Linked DNA regions of Mus musculus: region 2 is linked to region 1. A link is a loop called in an ENCODE intact Hi-C map of the cell type or tissue named here. Cell type or tissue: left cerebral cortex. All regions are shown on one strand. Each heading gives the region's core, and the rest is flanking DNA. Links, peaks and the distances in the headings are about the cores only. Region 1 holds the start of Prodh2 (proline dehydrogenase (oxidase) 2). Region 2 has its middle 11 kb from the start of Sdhaf1.

Region 1 (8,325 bases), core at 19-8,018:
CTCACACTCACCAGACACAGCACAGGAACCTCCTCCCTCCCTCCTACCACTGAGGAGAGACTCTCTAGTCTCATTCGAGGGGCTTCTGAGGCTCTCAATGTTACAAATCCTAAAGCTGCGACCTCACGTTGGCTTTGTTTGACAGCTGGACCAGAGGTTTAATTTTCCTAGATCTAAGGTTAGAACTATGTACTAGAAGGAGTGGGGAATGTGAGACCCTGACTTAGAGTGTTTCTCCCTGGAAGGTAAAGCCCCTGGATGTTCCCCAAGCTTGTTTTCCTTGATCTCTAAAAATACAGCCAGAAAGAAGCTTTGTTCTCTATAGCCAGCAAAAAGCCTTTTTGTTTCTGTGCCTTACAGCCAGAGATGCGATAACTGTAGGAAGACCTACAAGGACATGGAGATAGACGCCAGAGAGGAGGCTACAGCTCACTCCCCCCCTCACCAGAAAGGAGCTGTAGCCAACTCTCCTCCCAACTCCTCCCAACTCCTCCCTCCTCCCAACTCCTCCCAACTCTCCTCCCAACTCCTCCCAACTCCTCCCAACTCTCCTCCCAACTCCTCCCAACTTCTCCCAACTCCTCCCTCCTCCCAACTTCTCCCAACTCCTCCCTCCTCCTCCCAACTCCTTCCAACTTCTCCCAACTCCTCCCAACTCCTCCCAACTCTCCTTCCAACTCCTCCCAACTCCTCCCAACTCTCCTCCCAACTCCTCCCAACTCTCCTCCCAACTCCTCCCAACTTCTCCCAACTCTCCTTCCAACTCCTCCCAACTCCTCCCAACTCTCCTTCCAACTCCTCCCAATTCTTCAGCTAGCTGTTAAAAGCCCCCTACTGTCACCGCTCGGGGTCGAACTCCCCTGCCCTGTATGACAGAGGGACTTGGTCCTCAGCTAGCTGATAATAAAACCTCTTGCGGTTTGCATCAGGTGTGGTTTTCTCTCGGGTCACTGGGTGCTGGCCAGCTCATCCCGGGACTTGAGAGGAGGCCCAGCTTCGGGGGTCTGACAGTTTGGAATTCTGGAACTTTTCAGTGGGTATATAAATGCCAGGGCTCCAAGAGGCAGGGTTAGTGGTTGTTGGTCCCTTGGGGGAGGATTGGTTGTAGTTTGTTAGTCAAGCTCAAAGAAGAAACAGAAGGAAAGAAATTAAGTTCAGGACTCTCTCCCCCCTCTATCCTTCTTGCCCTATCCCTAGTGTTAGGGCATGAAACCAGAGCAGGAGGCCGGGGGAGAAGGATACATGTAGGAAAAAGAAGAACCCACAAAAATAGCAAAGACCAGCTATACCAGAAACAATAGTACATGCCTATATCTCTAGTGGGGTGGAGGCAGGAAGATCAAGAGTTCAAAGGCATTCTTGGCTATACAGAGAGTTCAAGACCAGCCTGGGATGCATGTCTTAAAAACAAACCCACCAACATGTGTGAGTGTGTGTGTGTGTGTGTGTGTGTGTGTGTGTGTGTTATGTTATAGATGTTCTGCCTGCATGCTTGTATGCACACTACAGGTGTGCCTGGCACCTATGGAGGTCAGGAGAGACGGCTGCATTTTCTGGAACTGGAGTTGTAGATTGCTATGAATCACCATGCGGGTGCTGAAAACCAAACCTTGGTCCTCTGCAAGAGGGCTCTTGACTGCTGAGCCATCTCTCCAGCCAGTGCTTTTGAGGCAAGTCTCACTCTACAGCCCAGGCTTCAGCTTCCCACGTGCTGAGATTACAGGCATGCACGACCATGCTCAGCAACTGACCAACAGGTCTTATTCGTGTCCTGCCCTCTGTGGAGAAAGCGCTGTTGGTCTGATCCCTTCTCTGGATAGCTCTTCACCCCCACACTTCCCTTAGAACTCCAAGAGTCCCATGTTTATCCAGGCCAACCATATCCTCAGTGAGGAGCACCTGCATTCCTTACCCGACCCGAGTCCATGGCTTCTGCCAGCCTCTCAGGGCTCAGCTCCGAGGAGCCTCTGGGTCTTTGGATCCAAGCCGACAGCTCTTTCTGAAATGGGTTGGTGGCTGGCATGGTGAGGGTGTCCTGGTGGGCAGCCACCCCCACATCGCCACCCCCATCTCACTTGTCACTTACACAAAGCCGAGTGCTGGCTAGCGCGGTCACCTTCAGCTGCATGAGGCTGTTCCTGGCTGGGCCGTGGGCGTCCACGAGGGCTCGGGATAAGTCCACACAGCGCAGCATGGCGCTAAGGTTCTCCTCATACCAGACCTCACTGCCCGGCCAGTGGAGGTCAGCTTCCAGAGCCCCCTTCCTGCCCACTCCATCCTCCCTTCTACCCTTCCTCTCTCTACTCACCTGGTCTTGGCAGTGGAGTCTGGTTCCTCCTCGGTGGGTACTGCCAACAGGGGCTGGAGTCCCAGGGCCTGCAGCTGCCCGACACAGTTCCTCACTTCCTCTGCTGTCTCCCCGGCCACAAACTGCCCGTAGATGGATGCTCGAAGAAGTGCGCCTGAGAGCCGGGATCCCAGGAGTCGCTGAGACCAGGCCTGAAACTGGGTGACAGGGAACACATGCTCAGAGCCAGGTCTGGGAGACTTCCAGGCCAGACCTTGTGCCTACTGCTCACCGCTAGTCCATGAGTGACCAAAGGGGGCCAGGCGCATAGGCGAAGCACTAGCAAAGCCCGTGCCAGTTCTGCGGTTCCCTTGACATGGAAGGCCCCACCATCAAAGCGCAGGGGCTGCCAGCCACCTGTAGAGGGCTTGGAGGGGCCATACAGCGGCAGACGCGTCCAGATCATTGCAAGTGCCTGGTTACCACCACACTAGGGGAAGGGGCCAGGCAGATAGCAGCTGTACCAAATGCCCCTTGCCCAGCTGGGGGGCAGTTACTGATTAACTGGGCAAATCTTTAGGATAGCAGTCTCTTGGGGTGGTGGTGGAGGGTTAATAATTAATGGTTAGGGACAGAGGTCAGAATAACAGGACATGTACGCCCCCAGTGACAGCCCCCAATAACCTTTCAGCCTGACAGTACGACAGATCTCAGCTGTCCAGCTTGCATTGCTGAATAAGCAGTTGGGCCCGAGAGCAGGGAACTCCAGGTTCAAGGCAGCCGGGATTTGCAATCTTAGCTAAGTAACATCCTCTCTCTTGTTGCGATGATTTTTATCCTTCAGGGAGGAGCACTGCACAGTTCTTGTGTACACTTAAACTGCACACAGACCACAGCCCTGCTGTCCATCCTAAACATGTAGTTTGCAGAACTTGAACATGGGCATCAGGAAAAAAACAACCCAAATGTCCACCAAACGGGACTGGGTGAGGCATTGAGGTGGGTGCAGAGGGACCCAGGCAATGGGTACTCTTCAGCAATGAAAAAGTGAGCTGTCATGTGACACCAAGTCTTTTATTTATTTTTTTAAACAAATAAAAGATTGTTTGTTTTTATTTTATATGTATGCGTGTTTTGCATAACAAACGGCTGAGTACCACATGCCTGCAGTGCCCACAATGGCCAGAAGAGGGCATTAGATCCTCTGGAACTAGAGCCGTAGAGGGTTGTGAGCTGCCAAGTGGTTGCTGGAACCCTAATTTCAGTGTTTTGCAAGAGCAGCCAGTACTTTTAACTGTGGAGCCATCGCTCCAGCCCTGGATTGTTTGTTTTAATTTTTTCTTTGATCTGCCAAGTCTGCAAGGTGTGCACTGTAAAGCCATTTCCAATGACATGCCCCCCTTAGAGGTTTTTTTTTTTTGGTTTTTTTTTTTTTGGTTTTTCGAGACAGGGTTTCTCTGTATAGCCCTAGCTGTCCTGGAACTCACTTTGTAGACCAGGCTGGCCTCGAACTCAGAAATCCACCTGCCTCCGCCTCCCGAGTGCTGGGATTAAAGGCATGCGCCAACACGCCCGGCAGAGTATTTTTTAAAAGATTTAATTTTCATTATTTTAATTACCTGTGTGTGTCTGTCTGTCTGTTTGTCTGTCTGTCAATCTGTGTACATAAATGGAGGTACCCACTGAGAGGCCTCAGATCCACCAGGAGCTGGAGTTACAGACAATCTTGAGTCAACCAGCATGGTTGCTAGGAACTGAACGTGGGTCCTCTGGAAGAGCAACCAGGGCTCAAGTCTATGGAATCTTCTTTCCATCTCCACTACAGTATTAAAACAAACAAACACGCAAACAAACAGAGTCTCATACCCAGGCTGGCTTTGAACTCCCAGCAATTCTCCTGTCTCACCACAACCTCCAAGTGCTGGCTTTACAGGCATACAACACCATGCTCAAGATGTGGTATTTATATATGCTCATCTCCCCAGAGGATGATGCAGCTTGGAGACTCTTCAAATTCCACTGGGTGGGACTCCTGTGGGGTCACAGAGGCATTAACACAAGGACACGGAGCTAGCAGTGTGGGAGCATAAAAATAAACCATGAGACGGTGTGGTTCCTTGCACCCGCAACCTCGGCACGGACGAGGCTGAAGCAGGGGACCTCAAACAAAGCAAAACAAGACAACAAAAACCATCCAACACCCCCCCCCCCCGCCACACACACACACACACAAATGAGAAGAGCTGGAGAGACCAACTCAGCAGTTAAGAGTATGGGCTACTCTTCCAGGTCCCATCCAGTCCAGATCTAACACCCTTGGATGCACGCACAAACATGCTAGAAAAACATACATAGAGGAAATAGATGTATCATGAGACGCTAAGTTGGCTCAGTGGGCAACGGTGACTGTTGACAAGCTCGGTGACCTGAGTTCGACCCTTGGGACACATAAGGTGGACAATGAGAACTGACTCCCACAAGTTGTCCTCTGACCAATGCATGCACTCTGTGGCATGTGCATGCTGGCTCACATTCACACAAAACAAACAAACAAATGTAATAATTTAAAGAACAGTTAAGATGAAACAGAATGGGTGGAAGAAGAGGCTCGATCGAGCGCTTTGTGTCTGTCAGCGCAAAACACACAAAACACAGCCAGCGGCTCAGGGCCCGTAGCAGCTCAGGGCCCGCAGCGACTCAGGACCCCCAGCGGCTCAGGACCCCCAGCGGCTCAGGGCCCCCAGCGGCTCAGGGCCCCTAGCAGCTCAGGGCCCCCAGCGGCTCAGGGCCCGCAGCGGGAGGTTTTGGATTGTTAAACTTTGAGAAGGAGCCCTACCGAGTAGCCTAAGCTGTCCTGTGACTTACAGTCCAGGTCGGTCTGAATCATGCTCCTTCTGTCTCAGTCTCCCAAAGGCTGGGAGTGTACCGACGCTAGTCTCGTCAAAAATTCCTGAACAAAGTTTTGTGGGCAGGTCAGGGAAGATTTTTACTAATAGCTCAAAAGTAGTTACAGTGGGAGGATCCAGAGCCCCCTCCTGGCTGCTGACTGGATTACAAGAGGACCTTTATGGGGAGGGGGCAATCACTGGGGATGAAGGAAATACTGGTCACCTCGGGTTGTTCACTGTTCTGTACAGTGGTCTAATCCGCTGTTTTCCAAAGCAAGACCATGTCACCATCTGCAAAAGCAGGGGAGGCTTTGAGTGATGAAAGCACTGGATGGCTAAGTGACAGCTTAAGTGACTGTAAGAATTGCTTAGAGGCTGGGAACTTGGCTCTGCGGAGAGCTCTTGCTAAGCATGCGCATGGCCCAGGACTCTGTCTCCAGTGCCGCCCACAAACAAAAAACAACCCCTAACTCAGAATACAGCTTGGCATGCTGAAGTAACTCGTCGATGCCATCTGTTATTGTTGCAAAACGGCCTTCATAATTGGATGGCACATAAATCCCGGAAGATGTCCTTCTTGTTTCTTCTGCCACATTGCCAGCCTAGGTTCCCTCCACCTACAGCCTTGAACTTGATTTTGCACATCAGTTTCAAGAAGGTCCCTCCCGCCAATGTACTCCTGAAATCCTCTCCCTCAATGCGGGCATGGACAATGAATCTTTAATCTTGGAGTCCAGGCACTGTTTACCTATTGAAGACCCTCCCACCTGCCCCCGACCAGACCTAACAGGAACCTCCAGAACTGCATCTTATCAATGCTAGATCAGGTCTTTTCAAAGGCGCTAGTACCGCCCCCTTGTGGAGATTTAAGGAAACTGCACCAACGTCTGCGCTTGCTCTCCCTTCTTCACCAGATAATCTCACCCATGCAAACCCCATTTGTTCTATTTAGCTAAAGTTGGATACCCCACCCCTAAAATGTTATTGTAGCCGGGCAGTAGTGGCGCATGCCTTCAATCCCAGCACTCAGGAGGCAGAGACAGGTGGGTCTCTGAGTTCCAGGCCAGGCAGTTCTTTATGTTCCGGGACAGCCACAGCTACACAGTCCGTCTCGAAACAAAACAACAACAAAATGTTATTGTAACACCCAGACATGGAGTCACATGCCTGTAATTCAATACTAGGGAGACTGCGACAGGAAAATTGAGAGTTTCAGCTCAGCCTGGCCCACATAGTGAGGCCGTCTCAAAACAGCAGGGGCAGCAGGGAGGGGGCCGGGCAAGGGATGCGGCTCAGTGGTGGAACTTTACCGAGCATGCGCAAGCCTCCGGACTCACTTAGCGGCACACACAAAAATTATAGTGGTAAAAATACACATAAATAAAAACTTATAACTTAGCCACTTAAAAAACCCTTTCATTATATTATTTTAAATTATGTGTCTGGGGGTGGATATGTGCTCATACATGCAGATGCCCCAGGAGACCAGAAAAGGGAGTCAGATCCCGTGATCTGGAGTTGTAAGTGGCCCTGAGCCTCCCAAAGTGGGTACTGGAATCGAACCCAGGTCCTCTACAAGAGCAGTACTCACACTTAACTGCTGACCTTTAACCTTTAACCATTGTTTTCTTTGTTACTTTTAAATTATTATTATTTACCACATCCTGACCACAGTTTCCTCTCCCTCCTCTCCTCCCACTCCCTCCCCACCACCGTGCCTCTGCCTACATCCATCTCTCTTCAGAAAAGGGCTTTCCATGGATACCAAGTTGCAGTTAGATTAGGCACCTCCCCTTGTACTGAGGCAACTCAGCAGGAGGAAAAGGGTCCCAAAGGCAGGCAACAGAATCAGAGGCAGCCCTGGTCCCTCCAGTAGGAGTCCCACAAGAAGACCATATACTCCGAGGACCTAGGTCAGTCCTTAACCATTTCTTAAAGAATGGTTCGGGGTTCAGTACATGCATACTGGGGGGCAACCATCACCCACACACATGAAATGAAACAAACAAGTAATAAACCCAGCACTTGGGAGGCAGAGGCAGGCGCACCTCAGTGAGTTTGAGGCCAGCCTGGTTTACAAAGTGAGTTCCAGAACAGCCAGGATTACACAGAGAAACCCTGTCTTGAAAAACAAAACAAACAAACAAGAATAGTGGAGCGTGGGGGAGGAGGATCCTTGAGCCCCAGCCTCCACAGCCGTGTGTAGCCATGTGCACACGCACTCCCACACACAAAGGTCATGTTATCCACCCCTCTTTTGCTCACATATTTGCTAAAAATCATTTGGTCTGATGGCTGGAGGGATGGCTCAGCGGTTAAGAGCACTTGGCTGCTCTTCCAGAGGTCTTGAGTTCAATTCCCACCAACCACATGGTGGCTCACAACCATCTGTAATGGGATCTGATGCCCTCTTCTGGCATGCAGGGGAACTTGCAAATAGAGCACTCATACATAAGATAGAACACAAACAAACAAAACCACTTAGGCTGTGCTCACACTTTGAGAAACACTGATTTGAGAACAGAGGATTCTGGGACTGGAATTCCCGATTTCTGGTCATGGCCTCTCAAGTGTGGGATTGTAGACATGTAACACCAGGCCCACCTTGGTTTTTCATTTTTATGAAGTCCAACCTGTCTACTCTTTAATTTTTACATTTTATTTATTTTGTGTGGCATACACTGTCAGGCGTGTGGGCGTGTATATGTGGCACGCGCGTGCACACACACACACACACAGAGAGACAAGCAAATAAGTGTGTTCTGAATATTTTTTTTCCAAAGTGGAACATCTAGAATTCCACGGCCCCTAAGACCCAGCCGCCAATTGTGTTCTTGCTTCTGTGACGTCATCACTTATCGGTCCATCAACTCTTCAATTTTAACTTTCATTCTGCATTACCTACATTCCTCCAGTGTCAACATTTGAGTCTGAGCTCACCCTTTTCTGTATCTATAAACGTGCATTTTTTTAATTTTGAAAATAAATTGAAGTTACCATACCCTCTAATTCTAAGTATACACTAGTGCGTGGTCTCTAAGCTTTGCCCATAAATGTCCATTCTTTGACAACTATATCCTTTTGCTACAATATGTTCCTTCTTGCATGCATCAGTTCGTTTATGTTTCACAAACTGTGGAAAATAAAACA
Region 2 (8,325 bases), core at 160-8,159, 160 kb after region 1:
TCCCAGAGGAGAGCCCCGATTTCTTTTTTTAATTGACGAGTTATTCCTTATAACATCTTTGCTCTTGTGCATGGCGTGTACACATGTGTGAATCCAGAAGACCCGTGTCACAGAGCACACCCAGTACATGTACTGGATGTGAGAGAACAACCTTGCCTGCCAGGTTAGCTGGCCTGTGACGTCCAAGGTCCCTCCTGTCTCTGCCTCCCATCTTGTAAAAACACTGGGATCACGGGTGTGTGCTATCACACCTGGCTTCCCTGTGGCCTGGGAGTGTGAGCTCAGACCCTCACACTCCATACAGCAAGTGCGCTACCCACCGAGCCACCTCCCAAGCCTGGAAATCCTGGAGCTCTGCGGGGCCTTCCCGAGCCGCTGAACTTAACCACCTGGGGAGCCAAGGAAATTTGGTAACACTGATTCCCCAGAGCTCCACCCCCTTGTCCACCCTCACCCTCGTTTTCCCAATATGTGTTTGAAACTGGAAGAATGCACAAAGCATGGCCGCTGTGGAGAGACTTCTCTCCCACACCCCTTGGAATTGAGCCACAAGGCGCTTGCTTTTCCAGCAGCACACAGACGCCACCTAGTGGGACTTTGTGCTAACTGCAATGGGTGATTCCATATATGCCCAGAGGGGACACTTAGCTAAATGCGCACGCAGTGCTGGCGTTGCCTATAGCTGCTTGGTCCGTTCTCCTTCAGCAGGTACCCAGATACTGCTGGCAAGATGCTACTACTGGGGACTGGAGATTGTTCAACGGTTAAAATGTTTGCCTTACAATGTGAGGGCCAGAGTTTAAATCCACTGAAAAAGGCATGGTCATTTCAGTCCCAGAAGAGGAAGACAGGGGCTCTCCAGAAAAAGTTAGTGACACTAGCTGTAGTGACAAGCTCTGGGTTTGACTGAGAGATCCTGCTCCGGTGAATACAGTGGAAGCTCCATCAAGGGTATTCCCAACACCAACATCAGGCTCCCCGCATGCACACGCACAAAGGACCACGTACACGCCCCCACATGCTCAACACATGCAAACATGTATATACCTACATGCACCCCACACTCATGCATGAAAATGGGAAGAAGGAAGGTTCCATTACTACCAGCATCCCGTACCACCCTACCAATCACCAGCATCCCACCAGCTCTGCCTGCATCTGTGACATCCTTCTGGTCCTCCTGAGGTCCTTGCATCAGTACCATGAGTTGTTGGCACTGAACCCCTATTTTCAAGATCTCATGACTGATACATATACTCAACTCCACTGTGAAACCTGCCAGCTACTGAGTGGGCAAGGCTTTCCCTGGTAGAAGCTAAGCCTGTGGCATAAGTACCGAGGGCCTCCGTCCAACCACTTGGTTGCTCATCTGGAAAAGCTGGCTCCGAGTCTGCCTGGGCTCAGTTCACGATCCATCCTTGCGTGCCATGCACAAATTAGTTCTGAGACCTTATGCTTCCTCCTGGTGCCAACCTGACACCCACTCACTCTATTATAGCCCAGACCCTCAACATTTACCCAACCTGAAGTGTGTACTCTGAAATCCAGTTCCCAGTTCGTAACTGACATTGGCAGTACTTACGTAGCAAAGGCAGAAGGACTGTGAGCTCAGATCCAGCCTGGGCTGTACAGCGAGCCCGTTTCCCCCAAAAAAACCCCAAAAGGAATAGATACAAAACAGCATCTTCCAGCTCTTACATCCCTAAACCCCAGCCCTTCCACACTTTAGGGACTCAGAGCCGACTCCTCTAGCCTCAAACTCATACTCATCCCAAAGACTTATGCACTGATGCGAGATCAACCGCTGCTCTTTTTTTTTTTAAATATAAAACAATCGATGTGAATGTATTTAATATACACTGCTAGGGCTCAAGCAGACTTAATTAAAAAAAATAACATCACAGCTTAGTAATCAAGGAAAAGTCAGACCACCTAAGAAAAAAAGGTGACACAAGAGAGACTAGACAGCTTGAATCAGGGCTCTTGTTTGCCCAGAGCTCGGCAGCATGGTGTGTCCAGCTATTGATACTGAGTTGTCCTAGCGGCTCCGGAAAGAAAGCAAGATAGTCCTGACACCGCATAGCTGAATCCCTTATTCTTGAGGATGTCCAGTCAGATGCTGCCCTGGGTGGCCACACTGGAGTGGTAGCAGGCTGTGAGGAACTCCACTGTGGGTGTGTTGGAAGGCTAGCCACTGGAGAACCCCGGGGAGAGTTTACAGCTTAGGTCTTCTTCTTATACTGTACCAGCTGCTCCATGAAAGGTCCATCAGCAGGTTGTCTGATTCGGGAAGGCAGAAAGCCCTTTGTCACCAGACGGGTCATCCTGAGGGTCATCAGCACCTGCTGTCACCTCCTCTTGCCCACAGGGCCCTGGGTGGCACCCTGCTGGGCCCCACTGCCTTGTGAAAGGCCCTTCCTTTCAGACAAGGTGCTTCCTTGCCAACACTGGGTGAGGAGACGAAGGACAGCTACCAGCCACCTGCTCTTTATGTGTCTGAGGCTCCTGGCTTTGGTTTTGCCCAAGCTGAGCTCTGCATCCTTGCTCTACACCTCCTTGCCTTGGCTTCCCTGTTGCTCTGTATCTCCTGACATACACCTCGCTCCTCGCATCTCTCTTCTAACTCATGTCATCCTCCCGGTCCCCTTTGCAAAGGCATCAGGTACCCTTGCCCTCCGTCCTGGTTAAGGTTTCTACTGCTGCGATGGAACACCATAACCAAAAAGCAAGCTGGGGAGGAAGGGGTTTATCGGGCTCACACTTCCACATGGTAGAGTATCAATGAAGGATGTCAGGACAGGAACTCACACAGGGCAGGAATCTAGAAGCAGCTGGTGCAGAGTTCACGGAGAGGCGCTGCTTATTGGCTTCCCCTCCATGGCTTACTCAGTCTCCTTACAGAACCCAGGACCATCTGCCCAAGGGTAGCCCACACACAATAGGCTAAGCTCACCTATAATAATCACTAATTAAGAAAATGCCCCACAGGCTTGCCTACAGCCTGATCTTACAGAGACATTTTCTCAATGGAGGTTCCTTCCTCTCTGATGACTCTAGTTTGTGTCAAGGTATCATAAAACTAGCCAGGCTACCCTCTTTCCCCCATAGCTGTGCACGCCCCCTTATTCCTAGATCCCCTTACCCTTAATGCAGGCAGAGTGCCTATGAAATCACCCGCTCTTCCAGCTGACCGGAAGCAGGATATCTTTGCACATTGTCCTGAGGCCTGTAGTTGCTATTCACTAGGGGCAGCTACTCAAGTGGTGCACTGCTTGTGACCTACTTCAACCTCCTGTGTGGCCTCCGCAGTCCCATCAGTAGCCATACAGCCAACGACTCACAGCTGCTGAGGTCTCAGTCCTGTGCTACCTGCTATCCTTGTCCAAGGTTAGACCATCCACAGCACAGGTGCAGTCACGGCATAGCATAGTGTCTCCAGACTCTTGAGAGGGCCAAACAAGGGGTGCCAGCTGGCACCCCTCCAGATACACTCCCTGCTGAAGCTGCTTCCGGAACTGCATGGGCAAAGTGGGCCTCAGTTTCTAGACTCCAAAGTGCTCTGTATCTGCCAGGAAGCACATGGCTGCCAGCCAAGCAGTCGGTGTCAGTGTAGCTCCTTGGCAGACATCCAGTTCTGCTGTGAGTCCTCCCCTCAAGGGTGTCCGGAGTCAGTGGGGCCTGAGGCAGGAGGAGACCTGGGTCCCTCACTGAGTTATCCTAGGTCCTGGGTGAGGACCTTCTAAGTTAAGACAGGATAAAACAAGAAGGACTCCCATACCCAGCCTCCTGGAGAAAAAAAAAATGGATTTCATTTCTAAGCGCTTACAAAGCTCTCACTGCGCCTGAGGTGCTATTTTAAGACAGCAGTTTTCAAAATGCCCCAGGAGCATCAGCAACACCTGGGACTTGTTTTTTTTTAAAGGGAGGGTGGGGTGGGGGTTCTCAAAATACAAAGAGTCAGACTACAGATCAGTTGCAGAGTGTTGCTGGATGCACACAAAGCCGCAGGTTCTATCTTTCTCCAGCAAACACACACACACACACACACACACACACACACACACACTGTTATCTCAGCACTCAAGTAGAGGAGGGTTGTGGGTTTTGAAACCAATCTAGGCCACGTAACAAATCCAAGGTTTTGTCTCAAAACCAAACCACAAATATCGAAGTCTTTGGGCTGAGTTTGTAGCTCGCTGGTAGAGCGTGAGGCCACAGAGGGCGGTGGAAGCAAGCTGCTGCCCTGCTGGACATTACATGTCACAGATTTTCATATCAACTTTATTTCCACTTATTCCCTCCGCGTTTCTTGTGTGCTCTTGATCTCATCTTGACTTATCTTTCCTTTAAAATTGGGACAACCAGCATGGGTCGATTCTCTCCTTCTACCACGTGTGTCCCGGGGCTCAAAAGTAGCTCGCCATGCTTGGCAGCCAGCGCCTTTGCCAGCTGAGCCATCTAGCCGTCCCCGCGTCTCTATTTGGTAGTGGGGGGGTGGGGGGTGGGGAAAGAAGCAGTATTTTCTGCTCCCTCTTCGGGACTTTTCTACGTCTAGGTTCAAATGCTTCTATTTGAGAGCTATTGCTTCGTATGTGTAAAGTCCCGTGCTTCATCCCCAGGATCAAAAGTAACAAATCCTGACTTTCCCTTGTATACAATGACCTCCCCACACACTTTCTGTCCAACTCTGATCCTACCAGCGTTGCCAGAGGTGGAGTCGTGGGGACACAATATGTCCAAGATGTTGGGAAGCCTCCAGTCCCAGCACAACCAGGACACTCGTGCGCAACTGTGCTCCAGGCGAGATACTTAACGGCAGCGACAGGGATCCCACGGAAACTAAAGAGAGGAAGTCAAATGGCTCGGGAAACAGCATAAGGGATGTATTCTTTTCTTAAAGCTCTGTAGATGTAGAATATCTACTACAGGCAAGAGAAAGCCGCTTCGCTCATGTCTCAGCCCCTCTTCCTTTCTGGTTCTGCTTATTAGCTTCACCTCGGAGGAGAGTCTCCCCCTAGTGGTAGCAGCAAAGGCTCCAACAGCTTCGTAGACAGGCCCGACATCCTCTTTCCATTGGCTGCGTAATACGCTTGGTTGGCCAATTATAATAGCCCAGGAAGGAAGGTGTAATCTGATTGGCCAGCCTTGGACCCTTTGGGCATCCCTGCCTAGAACCTGGTTGTCTGGAATCACTTCGATCCACAAGCTGAAAATAAGAACCTGGAGGCGTGATGGTACAAGGTCGTCCCGTCACCCCGGAAACGGAGGCAGGAGGATCAGAAATTTCAGGCCAGTCTGGGCCCTATACAAGTTCTTGTTGAAAAAAGAAATTCAGAGCTATTGCTTTGTATGTGTAAAGTCCCGTGCTTAATTCCCAGGATCTGAAAATAAAATAAATGATGGGAGCGTCAGGGGAGAGGGGGAGGGGGTGTCTCAGTGGTAAATCTCTTGAAGGGCTGGGCCTTGGGTTTTAGAGTATTTAACTGGAGAACGAAAGGAGGATACTACACAGGAAAACTATTGGCTAATGGCATCAGGTTACGAAAAATTGAGTCAGGCTATACTGGACAATAGCCCCTAGCCACAAAGGATTGCTTGACCCCATCATGACCTTCTCTCTATTTGCAGAAACAGAATGCGAGGGTATTGAAAGCAGCCCACCGTGCTTCCAGTCAAACCACAAAAAATAGCTGCAACTTCCTGGTAGCTGTGTGTGTGTGTGTGTGTGTGTGTGTGTGAGAGAGAGAGAGAGAGAGAGAGAGAGAGAGAGAGAGAGAAGAGATGTACTCCAGCCCCTCTAAATGTTCTCAACCTTCATCCATGGAAAGGTTAGGGTCTCTCAATGTTCCAATAAAGCAGTCTCAGCCTGTTGATTGAGTCTGTCTGCTTCTCTGTCTCATTTTTCTTGCAAAAACAATGATAAAACACCACTGTCAAATGAACAGAATCACCAACAGTTTTCCCACAGACCCCTCTTAGGTTGGCAAGGTGGAGCCTGCCTATCATCATCAGCTCTCACAAGGCAGAGCAGGCAAACTGTCACAGCCTGGTCTATACACAGAGACCAAAAACGCCAAGGGCAGACATGGCAGTGTGTCTGAAATCCTGCAGTTCAAGACCAACCTCAGATACATAGCAAGTTTGAGGCTAGTCTGGGCTAGATCTGCCTAATCTTTTTAAAAGAAGAAAATGTATAATAAAGACACAAAGACTTGCTTTTCTTTTTCTTTCTTCTTTGTGTTTTGGTTTTTTGTTTGTTTATTTGTTTGTTTGTGAGACAGGGCTTCACTGTGTAGCGCTTGGCTGTCCTGGATCTCATTTTGTAGACCTGGGTGGCCTTAAACTCAGAGATCTGCCTGCCTCTGCCTCCCAAGTGGTGTGTGCCACCACCATCCAACCAAGAGATGAGTAGCTGTTAAAGGCTAGGCTCACAACCAAAAATATAAGACATGCCTTTTAATTTTCTTTCTTTCTTTTCCCTCCTCTCTCTGCTCCCCGTTCTTTTTGAGTGCTAGGGATGGAATCCACTGAACTGTAGCCCCAGTCCTGGAAAATCGGGGGCTTCTTCTGATAAAAAGCAGTGACTTTTTACTTGAGCCTCCCATGCCTGGAGGGTAGTTTAAAACAGAACAAAACCTTGTCATCTCTGTCTCCATTTTGTCTTTTTCTATTACTCTGTTCTTCTGACTTGCAGTCCTTTTAGGCTCCAGGAGAAAGAGGTTGTTATAAGTTGAGATGAACAGCACCACCACCACCACCACCACCAAGCAACAGCACCACCACCACCAAGCAACAGCACCACCACCACCACCAAGCAACAGCACCACCACCACCACCAAGCAACAGCACCACCACCACCACCACCAAGCAACAGCACCACCACCACCACCAAGCAACAGCACCGTCTTTTTATTAGGGACAAGACCAAGACTGACTAGTCCTGGGCTAGCCATCAACCAGACCACAGGCTGACCAACAGTAATTAACTTTCCATGCTTCCCACCCATTCCCTGCTCTGTCTATCCCCTGGTCAGTGTTGCTGGCGCAGGGCCTTGGGTACTGGTCTCCTTGTCTTCTGAATATTGTTATACTGATTAAAGTTATTTCCTGTGCTGGAGAAATGGCTCAGTGTTTATGAGCACTTAGCACCTTTCAGAGGACCAAGGGTCCCAGCACCCACATGCAGGCCTCAACCGTCTGTAATTTGACTTTTATGGGCTCCAATGTTCTTTTCTGGCCTCCTTGGGCACCAGACATTCAAGGCAACCCTGCTCTACATAGTAAGCTCCCGGCTAGCTCAGAGTACAGAATAAGATCCTGTCTTTAAGAACAAAAATCCCTTTAAGCTTTTATCCCTTACTTTTTCCCACTTGGGGTTTTTGGTGTGAGTGGTTGGATCTTGTAGGGATGATCTCTGTACACTGTGTGGAAGTATCACCTGTCAATAAAAAGCCAACAGCCTAATAGCAAAAGGCAGGAAGTGGAAGGTTCCAGGGAGAGAGACTGAAACTCTAGGAGATAGTCAGGGGTGAGATTTGTCATCCACACTCAAGGACTTTTGAAACTGAGGAGCGGTAACCAGTCATGTGGAGAACTTTGACTAATTTAAACAGGAGTTGAGTTATGAGCTAGCAGGAACAAGCCAAAGTTTAAATCCTAGGCATCTATTAACAAATAATAAGCCTTTGAGTTGTTATTTGGGAACAAGTTTAGGTGGAAAAGCCCAAAGTTACAGGACTTAGCTTTGGTGTTGTTTTGGGGTTTGGCTCGGGCTTTATTTCTAGCCTAGTGTGATGATTTGAATAAGTATGGCCCCCATAAGCCCATGTGTTTAATGCTTGGACCCAGTGGAACCATTCTGGAAGGGTTAGGAGGTGTGGCCTTGTTGAAGGATCTATCTCACTGGGGGTGGACTCTGAGGTTTCAAAGGCCCACACTAGGCCCAGTCTCATTCTCTCTTCACCTGCAGCTTGAGAACACGTGAATCTCAGCTGCTGCTCCAGCTTTGGGCCTGCCTGCCGGCACACTCCCCATCGTAATTATCATAAAGCCCCTGAGACTGTACCAAGTCCCCAGTTACAGGCTTTCTTTTTAAGTTGCCTTGGTTGTGGTGTCTCCTCACAGCAACAGAATAACTAAGACAGTCACGCACGCTGACTTGAAGTTCACAGTGTAGCCCAGGCTGGCCTTAAGCTCCCTTTGTGTCTGAGCCGTCATACCTGCTGTGGATTTGACTTGCTGGCTTTCCAGAATCAGGCTCTGTCTTAGTACTCCAGCAGCTGCAGTGGCTGCTGCTCTCCTTCCTGTCAGCTCCCCTGCCAACCC

What was found. Peaks named below come from ENCODE experiments on the same cell type or tissue, not always from the same donor. Only the 100,000 strongest peaks of a DNase experiment are listed, where the experiment ranks them.
Region 2: a loop joins it to region 1, with 2.3 times the contacts of the local background. A loop is called at or near these places in 3 of 42 quality-filtered maps.

What each region holds. Positions count from the first base shown.
Region 1 is chr7:30,488,112-30,496,436 of GRCm38, reverse strand. It overlaps Nphs1 (nephrosis 1, nephrin), which reads right to left. Exons shown (of 30, transcript NM_019459.2): 30 at 7,828-8,325. Prodh2 (proline dehydrogenase (oxidase) 2) reads right to left here and starts at 2,779. Exons shown (of 10, transcript NM_019546.5): 1 at 2,580-2,779; 2 at 2,309-2,505; 3 at 2,087-2,225; 4 at 1,913-1,999. The coding sequence starts at 2,753. In left cerebral cortex, for the core only: CTCF peaks have their summits at 3,457 (motif pointing right), 5,304 (motif pointing left), 6,039 (motif pointing left) and 7,611 (motif pointing left); DNase peaks (open chromatin) are centred at 3,483, 5,650 and 6,025.
Region 2 is chr7:30,328,866-30,337,190 of GRCm38, reverse strand. No RefSeq gene overlaps it. Among named protein-coding and RNA genes, the nearest start is that of Sdhaf1, 11 kb to the right of the region's middle. In left cerebral cortex, for the core only: CTCF peaks have their summits at 595 (motif pointing left), 4,286 and 5,024 (motif pointing left); DNase peaks (open chromatin) are centred at 575, 1,313, 3,596 and 5,073; H3K4me3 peaks cover 838 bases; H3K27ac peaks cover 1,862 bases.